2 separate regions of the Homo sapiens genome follow, and region 2 is linked to region 1. Evidence: read pairs that join two places in POLR2A ChIA-PET (ENCODE). Cell type or tissue: PC-9. All regions are shown on one strand. Each heading gives the region's core, and the rest is flanking DNA. Links, peaks and the distances in the headings are about the cores only.

The links. ChIA-PET counts read pairs that join two places held together with the same protein. Peaks named below come from ENCODE experiments on the same cell type or tissue, not always from the same donor. Only the 100,000 strongest peaks of a DNase experiment are listed, where the experiment ranks them.
Region 2: POLR2A ChIA-PET joins it to region 1 with 28 read pairs; 1 of 35 experiments calls an interaction of 5 or more read pairs at or near these places.

What each region holds. Positions count from the first base shown.
Region 1 is chr20:3,444,219-3,448,700 of GRCh38, forward strand. No RefSeq gene overlaps it. Among named protein-coding and RNA genes, the nearest start is that of ATRN, 25 kb to the right of the region's middle. In PC-9, for the core only: no CTCF peak of the experiment used is centred there; a DNase peak (open chromatin) is centred at 2,653.
Region 2 is chr20:4,571,396-4,575,877 of GRCh38, forward strand. It overlaps LOC105372510 (a long non-coding RNA gene), which reads right to left and starts at 677. Exons shown (of 3, transcript XR_937214.3): 1 at 581-677. In PC-9, for the core only: no CTCF peak of the experiment used is centred there; a DNase peak (open chromatin) is centred at 2,626.

The sequences.
Region 1 (4,482 bases), core at 290-4,289:
ATATATTATATTTACTAGTAATATAGTATTATATTTACTAGAATAACTAATAATTTTCTAGTAAATATTAGTTTACTAGAATAACTGAAGTTATTCAGTTATTAGAGTTTCTAGTAAATAAAAACTGGAATAACTGAAGTTTAAAGCTCAATGAATGCTGGGTGTGGTTCATGCCTGTAATCCCAGTGCTTTGGGAGGCCAAGGTGAGAGGAACCCTTGAGGTCAGGAGTTTGAGACCAGCCTGGGCAATAAAGCGAGACTCCATCTCAAAACAAAACAAAAAATTAGCCAGGTGTGGTAGCACATGCCTGTATTCTTAGCTACTTGGGAGGCTGAGGTTGGAGGATTGTTTCAGCCCAGGAGTTGGAGGCTGCAGTGAGCCCTGATTGTGCCAATGGACTTCAGCTTGGGCGACAGAGCGAGACTCGGTCTCTAAAAAATAAGAAATAGAATTCAGAAACAAATACTTTGTCATCTATAGACCATAACTAAATGAAAGTATAAGAGGTGTGTTTCTGGTAGAAAGAAAATGACTCTAATATAGAAGACCAGAGATGCAGAAAGAAATAATGAGTAACAAAATGGAACATATGTGGGTAAATATAAGTGTAAAATGTGGGTAAATATTAATGTACATTGGTCATTTAAAATGATAGTCATGATGTTTTGTTGGATAAAAACCATATGTAGGCAGGGTGTGGTGGCTCATGCCTGTAATCCCAGCACTTTGGGAGGCTGAGGCGGGCGGATCATGAGGTCAGGAGATCAAGACCATCCTGGCCAACATGGTGAAACCCTGTCTCTACTAAAAAAAATACAAAAGTTTGCTGGGCGTGGTGGTGTGTGTCTGTAATCCCAGCTACTCGGGAGGCTGAGGCAGGAGAATTGCTTGAACCATGCAGTTGGAGATTGCAGCAGTGAACTGAGATCACGCCACTGCACTTCAGCCTGGTGACAGAGCAAAACTCAGTCTCAAAAAAAAAACAACAAAAAACTACATGCATATGTGCAACAATGGCCATATGTCAGGTGTGTGTAAAAGGACTTAAAAGTGTTCTAAGGTCCTTGCATTGCCCAGGAGGAGGGTTAATGGATCAATTCACATTAGACTGGATGAGGCAATGATAAACATTATGATTTTGAGGGTCACTGCTAAATTACTAGAAAAAGATTGTTTAACATTCAAATTAGCAGAAACAAAAAATGGAATAATGAACTATATTAATCAGTCAGAAGGAAAGAAAGGAGAGGAATAGGTGTTAGAAAAGCTGAGACAGGCCGAGCACAGTGACTCACACCTGTAATCCCAGCACTTTGGGAGGCTGAGGCAGGAAGATCACTTGAGGCCAGGAGTTTGAGACCTACCTGGGCAACATAGCGAGACACGGTCTCTATATATTAAAAAAGAAAAAGAAGAACTGAGACAAATATAAGACTCATAATTCACAATGATAAAATGTCATTTTGGCTGGGTGTAGTGGCTCACACCTGTAATCCCAGCATTTTGGGAGGCAGGTGGATCACTTGAGGCCAGGAGTTCAAAACCAGCCTGGCCCACATGGCGAAACCCTGTCTCTGCTAAAAATATGAAAGTTAGCCGGGTGTGGTAGAACATACTCGTAAGCTCAGCTACTCAGGAGGCTGAGGCACAAGAATTGTTTGAACCCAGGAGGCAGAGGTTGCACTCTGTGAGCCGAGATCACACCACTGCACTCCAGCCTAGGTGACAGTGAAAGACTCCGTCTCAGAAAAAAGGCAATTTTCCAGGAAGATGTAATAATTCTAAATTTGTAGGCACCTACTAATATCGTCCTCAAAATAAAATGCTAAATCAACAGAACTAGAAGTAGAAATAGATGTGTCTATGATCATGGTGAGACATTTTAACATATTTCTTGCAGAAACTGACAAAATAGATCTACAGGCTTGTTGTTTGCCATTCTTTCTTTCTGCCTATTCTTTTCTTCCTTTCTCTTTTCTACTCTGAAATACAGGGAGCTACATGTCCTAGACTTTGGTTCAGCCGATAGGGGCATTCTCAGAAAACTAGCAGGTAGAGGGGGGAAAGCCATTTTCTCTCTACTTTGAGTGGTGTGTGTGTGTTTTCTCCACAGCCCCAGCTTCCACCTGGAAAAAATTAATTAACTAGAAAACAAGCATACAAAAGAGAGGATTAATGAAGCCACACATTGGTTCTCTGAAAAGACTAATGAAATTGATAAACCTTTTGTGATCCTGATCAAGAAAAAAGAGAACAGTCTCAGGAATATAACAGAGGCATCACTTCTGATCCTATAAATTCTAAAAACTAAAAAGAGGATATTATGGACACATTTTATATCAATCAATTTAAAAATTAAGGTGGAAATCCTAGGGAAAATACAAAAATGATACAAGAAAAAATAGAAAACTTGAAAAACTCCTCTAACTTTTAAAGTACCTGAATTCATAATTTAAAACTTCTCTTCAAAGAAAATTTAAGGCTCACATGGCTTTACTGGCAAGTCATATTAACATTTAAGGAATAAATAATTTCAGTCTTACACAGACTCCTTCGGGTAATAGAGAAAAAAGCATTTCCTTAATCACTACAGTAATGGAGCGTGATATTGGCTCAAGGTGGGAGGACTCGTTCTACCAGATACCAAGACTTACTAAAAAGTTAGAACCTGGGTGTGGTGGCTCATGTATGTAATTGCAGCTCTTTGGGAGGCCAAGGAGGAAGAATCGCTCAAGCCCAGGAATTTGAGGCCAGCCTGGACAAAACAGCGAAACCCTATCTCTACGAAAAAGAAAAAAAAAAAAAACCACAAAAATTAGCTGGGCAAGGTGGTGAGTGCCTGTGGTCCCAGTGATTAGGAAGGTTGAGGTGGGAGGATCACGTGAGCCTGGGAGGTGGAGGCTGCAGTGAGTGGTGATCACGCCACTGCACTCCAGCCTGGGTGACAGAGCGACACCCTGTCTTAAAAAAATAATAGTAATAAAATAAATTTTTAAAAGTTAGTACTCAAGACAGTATGGTATTGGTGTTAAGATAGAAAACTAGACCATATTTAAACAATTTATGACAAAGATGGCTCTGCAGAGCAGCAGGGAAAGGAGAGCCTTTTCGGTTAAATGGTGCTGAAACAGAAAAGTTGGTATAGAGAAGTGGTTAGACAGGTGATGGAAATCTGAAAGATCAAAAAGAAGATGAGGTAACCCAGAGAAAAGTAACTCCAGTCTCTTCTAGCATTTAGGGAACAAATGTAGGGGAGGTGGTGCCACCAGAATCTAAGAGTGCAGAGAAAGGAGCTGGGCCCAGGGAGGAGGAACATGTTGCCAGAGCTTCAACTTTGAAGGAGGGGCCTCCACTTCAAAGAGGAAGAAGGAAAGACTGAGAAGAAAGGAAAAAGAAGAAAGACTTCTTTCTGCTGCCTTCTGATCTCCTGCCCATGTATCTCTTCTTGGAGAGCCTAATGGGAAACGATCAACAAGGAAGGCTGAGAAACATAATTCACAGGCCCCAGTCCCAGTGTTCACAAGCAGAAAATGGAAAGGTAAATTATCAGCACTAGTATCCATATGGAGAAATGAAAATTGACTTCTTTCTCATACCATACACACTATAACATCTAAATATTAAGGGCAAACAATGAAATGTTCAGAGAAAAAAATGTAGGAAAAATGTTTCACTGTCAAAGAGTAGACAATTTTTTTTTTTTTTTAGATGGAGTCTCTCTCTGTCACCCAGGTTAGAGTACAGTGGCACGATCTTGGCTCACTGCAACCTCTGCCTCCCGGGTTCAAGCGATTCTCCTGCCTCAGTCTCCCGAGTAGCAGGGATTACAGAGGTGCACCACCACACCTGGCTAAATTTTGTATTTTTAGTAGAGACGGGGTTTCGCCATGTTGGACAGGCTGGTCTCGAATTCCTGACCTCAAGTGATCTGCCTGCCTAGGCCTCCCAAAGTGCTGGGATTACACGTGTGAGCCACGGTGCCTGGCCTGACAAATATTTCTTAAACAGGTCACAAAAACCACTAACTATAAAGGAAACAATAAATTCAAGGACATAAAAATTAAGAATTTTTTTTTTTGAGTTTGGCTCTTTCCCCCAGGCTGGAGTGCAATGGCATGATCTTGGCTCACCGCAACCTCCACCTCCCAGGTTCAAGCAATTCTCCCGCCTCAGCCTCCCGAATAGCTGGGATTATAGGCATGCGCCACCACGCCCAGCTAATTTTGTATTTTTAGTAGAGACGGGCTTTCTCCACGTTGGTCAGTCTGGTCTCGAATTCCCGACCTCAGCCTCAGGTGATCTGCCCACCTCGACCTCCCAATGTGCTAGGTTACAGGTGTGAGCCACCGTGCCCGGCCTTTTTTTTTTTTTTTTTTTTTAAGAGAAAGGTTCTCATGTTGCCCAGGCTGATCTTGAGCTCCTGGGCTCAAGCAATCCGCCTGCCTCAGCCTCTCAAAGTGCTAGGATTACGGTGTAAGCCA
Region 2 (4,482 bases), core at 316-4,315, 1.1 Mb after region 1:
TGGGTCAGGATACAGGGAAGGGTGAAGAGCTGAGACGGACAATTCCATCTGCCACCTATGACCAGGGAACTTCATCTATTCTGGGGTGGCAAGAAAGCCTTTCCTGAGGAAATGAAATTTTGGCTGAAAAGTGGGAGGCGGGCAGGGAGCAAGGGTTACCATGTAAAGTAGAAGGAATAGCATTCTTCCATAGGGAATAGCATCTGCCACAGTCTTGAGGCAAGAGGACCATGGCACATTAAAAAAGGGTGGCAAGGATGATGAGAAACAAGGCACAGGAGAGGAAGCAGGAAGGCAGTCAGGAGCCCGAGGGGGTGGGGCCTTACAGGCCATGCCAGTGGCTTTTGACCTTTATGGGCATAGGGAAATCATTGAGAAGTTTTAACCAGAGAAGTGAAATTTTGCATTTGAAAACTATTTTCAGCTTTATACAGCAGAAACATCAACTCAGAATGGCTTAGACAATAAGAAAATGTATTACATGACTAACACAAAATTGGAGCCCCTCCAAGTCGGTAATTCAGTAACTCTGAAACAACGCAAGGGACAAAGCATTCCCCAGTTGCATGTCATCATTTACAATAGATCAGCTCTGTCCTCTCCTTAATTCTTTTAAGTCCCAAGATGAATACATAGGTTCCAGACGTCACATGCAGAAATGACAGTGTCCAGGTGAAGAAATGATCCTCTTCTCCCTCCTTTTCAGGATTAACAAAAAACTTTCCCAGAAACCTCCAGGGGAAGTGACATCTCATTGGTCAAAACTAGGTTACAAGCCCACCCTTGAACCAATCCCAAGTAAGAAGAATGAGACTGCCATGACTGACTTGGACCAATCAAGACCTATCAGCTAGAGTCGTTACGTAACAAAGACAAAACTGTGAGGGGGAACGGCTTCTTTCAGCAAAACTGTGATGTCCACTAGGAAAGAGGGACTTGGCACATGGCCAAGCCCAGAATTAAGGGTAGAAAAATACACCCCAACTTCAGTGGGAAGGAATGCAGAGCTACATAGCAAAGAGTGAATACAGGGAGGGGTAAACATTTGGACCCATTAATTCAATATGCCACCATACTTCTAAACATTCCCATCGACTGGACACACATACACACACACCCCCACACACACGGCAAAATTATCCCATTCTGTGGCATTGAACACATAGCAAATTGTGTATATTTCTCACATGAAACATGATTGCATACCACCTTGTCTTTATTATTGCATTAGTCTCTACTGCTACTATAAAAAGTTATCACAAACCAAGCGTCTTAAAAAACATATATTTATTATCCAACAATTCTGCATGTCAGAAGTCTGACATGGGTCTCACTAAGGTAAAATCAACGCGCCAGCAGGACTGTGTTCCTTTTTGGATCCTCTAGAGCAAAATCCATTTCCTTGCTTATTCTGATTGTTCAAAGCCAGGTTGAGCTCCTCTCACATTTTGTATTTTTCCTTCCTTTTTTCTGGTTCTCACATCTCTCCAATCTTGTGTGCCTTCCTCTTCTTTTTTTTTTTTTTTGTTTTTGTTTTTGTTTTTGTTTTGTTTTGTTTTGAGACGGAGCCTGTAGCCCAGGCTGGATGCAGTGGCGTAATCTTGGCTCACCGCAACCTCTGCCTCTCGGGTTCAAGCAATTCTGCCTGCCTCAGCCTCCCAAGTACAAGTAGCTGGGATTACAGGCGCATGCCACCACACCCGGCTAATTTTTTTTTTTTTTTTTTTTTTTTTTTTTTTTTTTTTTTTTTTTTTTTTTTTTTTTTAGTAGAGACGGGGTTTTGTCATGTTGGCCAGGCCAGTCTTGAACTCCTGACCTCAGGTGATCTGCCCACCTCAGCCTCCCAAAGTGCTGGGATTATAGCCACCTCGCCCGGCCCCTCTTCACTTTTAAGAACCCATATAATGACATCAGGCTCACCTCGGTTATTGAAAATAATCTCCCTGTTTCAGAGTCTCTTGCCTTAATTCCTTTTGTTTTGTAACCCAGCATTTCACAGCTTTCACGGATTAGGATGTGCACATCTTTGGGGGCCATTATTGTACTTACTTCAAATTTATTAAGCAACTATTAAATGATTATTCAGCTTCGAGTGTGTCTCTCCGAGTCTTTTGAGAGCACTGTGAGTTTAGAGACTGAGTGTAAATGTTCCTGTGCTCTCCACCTAACCACTCAGTAACAATGTGGAAAAAAATGAACCTGGTATACAGGAAAGCTCTAATATCATTTAAAAGGGAGAGTTTTATCTAAGTGGTCTATTCCTAACACAAGAGATAAATCCTACTGTTTAACACGTGACATGGTTCTGTCTTTTACCTGGATAACTGTACCAGCAATAGCCCAAAAGGTATCTGTGGTAGAAGATACTACACTAAGGAGGAACACAAAAACATGAACATTTTATTTGCTGTCCCCTGTAAGTACTTACAAAACATTTTGGCAGAGACCAAGGGGAAAATATAACATCTTAATGAAAAAGGCTCAGTGGGAACCCCTGAAATCTATCAATGCCACCTAGGGGGATTTATAACAGAGGGTGAAAAAGGCTCTAGGCCAGTTTCTGGGATGCTAGCATATATTTGCTTTGTGGTGAATGAGCTAATGCAGGGTTTCCAAGTGCGCCAAACAGATGACGCACACACTGTGAGCTTACTTACCATGTCCTCAGGGGACTTTGTCCAAGAATTCTCCAAGTCTCCTTCACCTAGACGTCTAAATCTGCTGGGAAAGAGGGGAGAACCAAGTGACAGATGGAGAGAAACTCCAGGATAGCACAAAGCAAAGGATGCAGAGTCAGAAATACACCCACGGAGAGAGGGAGCAGAGGAAGAAAACGACAGGGAGGCACTGAGACCTCGAGAGGTGGGGAGGGGAAGGGAAAACCTCATCAACACAGGAAACAGAAATAAGTAACCCCTAATCTGCTCAGTCATCGGTTCTGGTAAAGCCCCTTTAAATGCTGAGAATCATTTTAAAGGAAGGTAAAAGCTGCTACGGTTCATGGAGTACTTAGTCATTCCATTTGAAACATTTTAAGGAGAGTAATCAAAAGCCACTGCAGTGGGAGATACAAGAATTGGGTTCCTGCTCCAGGTCAGCCATAGAGTATGTGTGCAGTCCTGACAGTTTGCATCCCAAGGCTCGGTCTCCTCATCTTTATATGATAGAGGGATTGGCCCGGGTCAGGGTCCCCAACTTGTGATCTACAGCCCCAGAATTGAGGGAATTGGTAAAATTTGCATAGAAAAAAATTTTATTTTTGTCAGCATCCAACTGAAATTCAACATGTCCTTCAATGATGAATGTAGGCAATTAGTATTAATACCATCCATGACTGTCGCCAATAGAAATCACAGACGTTTTATGTCACATTAAGGATTCTGCAAATATTTTATAATATCTTTTATTCTCATTACTACTTAAAAACTGAAGATTGGCTGGGTACAGTGGCTCGTGCCTGTAATCCCAGCACTTTGGAAGGCAGGAGGACTGTTTGAGTCCAGGAGTTCGAGACCAGCCTAGGCAACATAGGGAGAGCGTGTCTCTATAAAAAAAATTTTTTTAAATACAAAAATTTCAAAAACTGAAGTTTTTAAACCTGTGTCTAGATCTTATTTTTAATGTGCATTCATGAAACACATATATGACTATATTACAAATTTATTTTCTCTTAACATTTTAATAAATAGAGTTTAGTCAATTTTCTTTGCAATTCAATGTATTTTATTCTGTTTATTTAGTGATAATTTTCTGGCACAAACATACACAAACACAGAGTTAACAAAATAAATATTGGACTAGGCTGGGCATGGTGGCTCATGCCTGTAATCCCAGCACTTTGGGACGTCGAGGCGGACGGATCACCTGAGGTCAGGAGTTCAAGACCAGCCTGACCAACATGGTGAAAGCCTGTCTCTACTAAAAATACAAAAGTGAGCCGGGCGTAGTGGTGGATGCCTATAATCCCAGCTACTTGGGAGGCTGGGGCAGGAGAATCGCTTGAACCCGGGAGGCAGAGGTTGCAGTGAGCTAAGATTGCACCACTGCACTCCAGCCTCGGTAACAGAGCAAGACTCTGTTTCAAAACAAAACAAACAAACAAAAAGAAATCTTGGACTAGATGTCCTCTAACATCCCTTGAATCCTGTGAATTGATTGACAGTACAAATGTTTGCAGATGTCCTACATATCAAGCCCTGAAGAGGTTAATAATTTGCCCAGCATCTTACAGGTAGCACAGAGCAGAGACAGAACTGGAACTCAGGTCTCCCCCACAGAATGTGGGCACTTAATTACATGCTACACTGAGAGGTAAGTCCTCTCAACCACTTTTTTCTCCCACCACCACGTCTAACCATCTACCTGCATCTTACCACCTGCTACTATAGAAAAATTGCCTAAAATCAGGTCAACTTCTTCACTGGTAAATCAAGTTGCATCTTCTCTTACCTACAGAAGAACATCCCTCTGGAAATTCTCCTC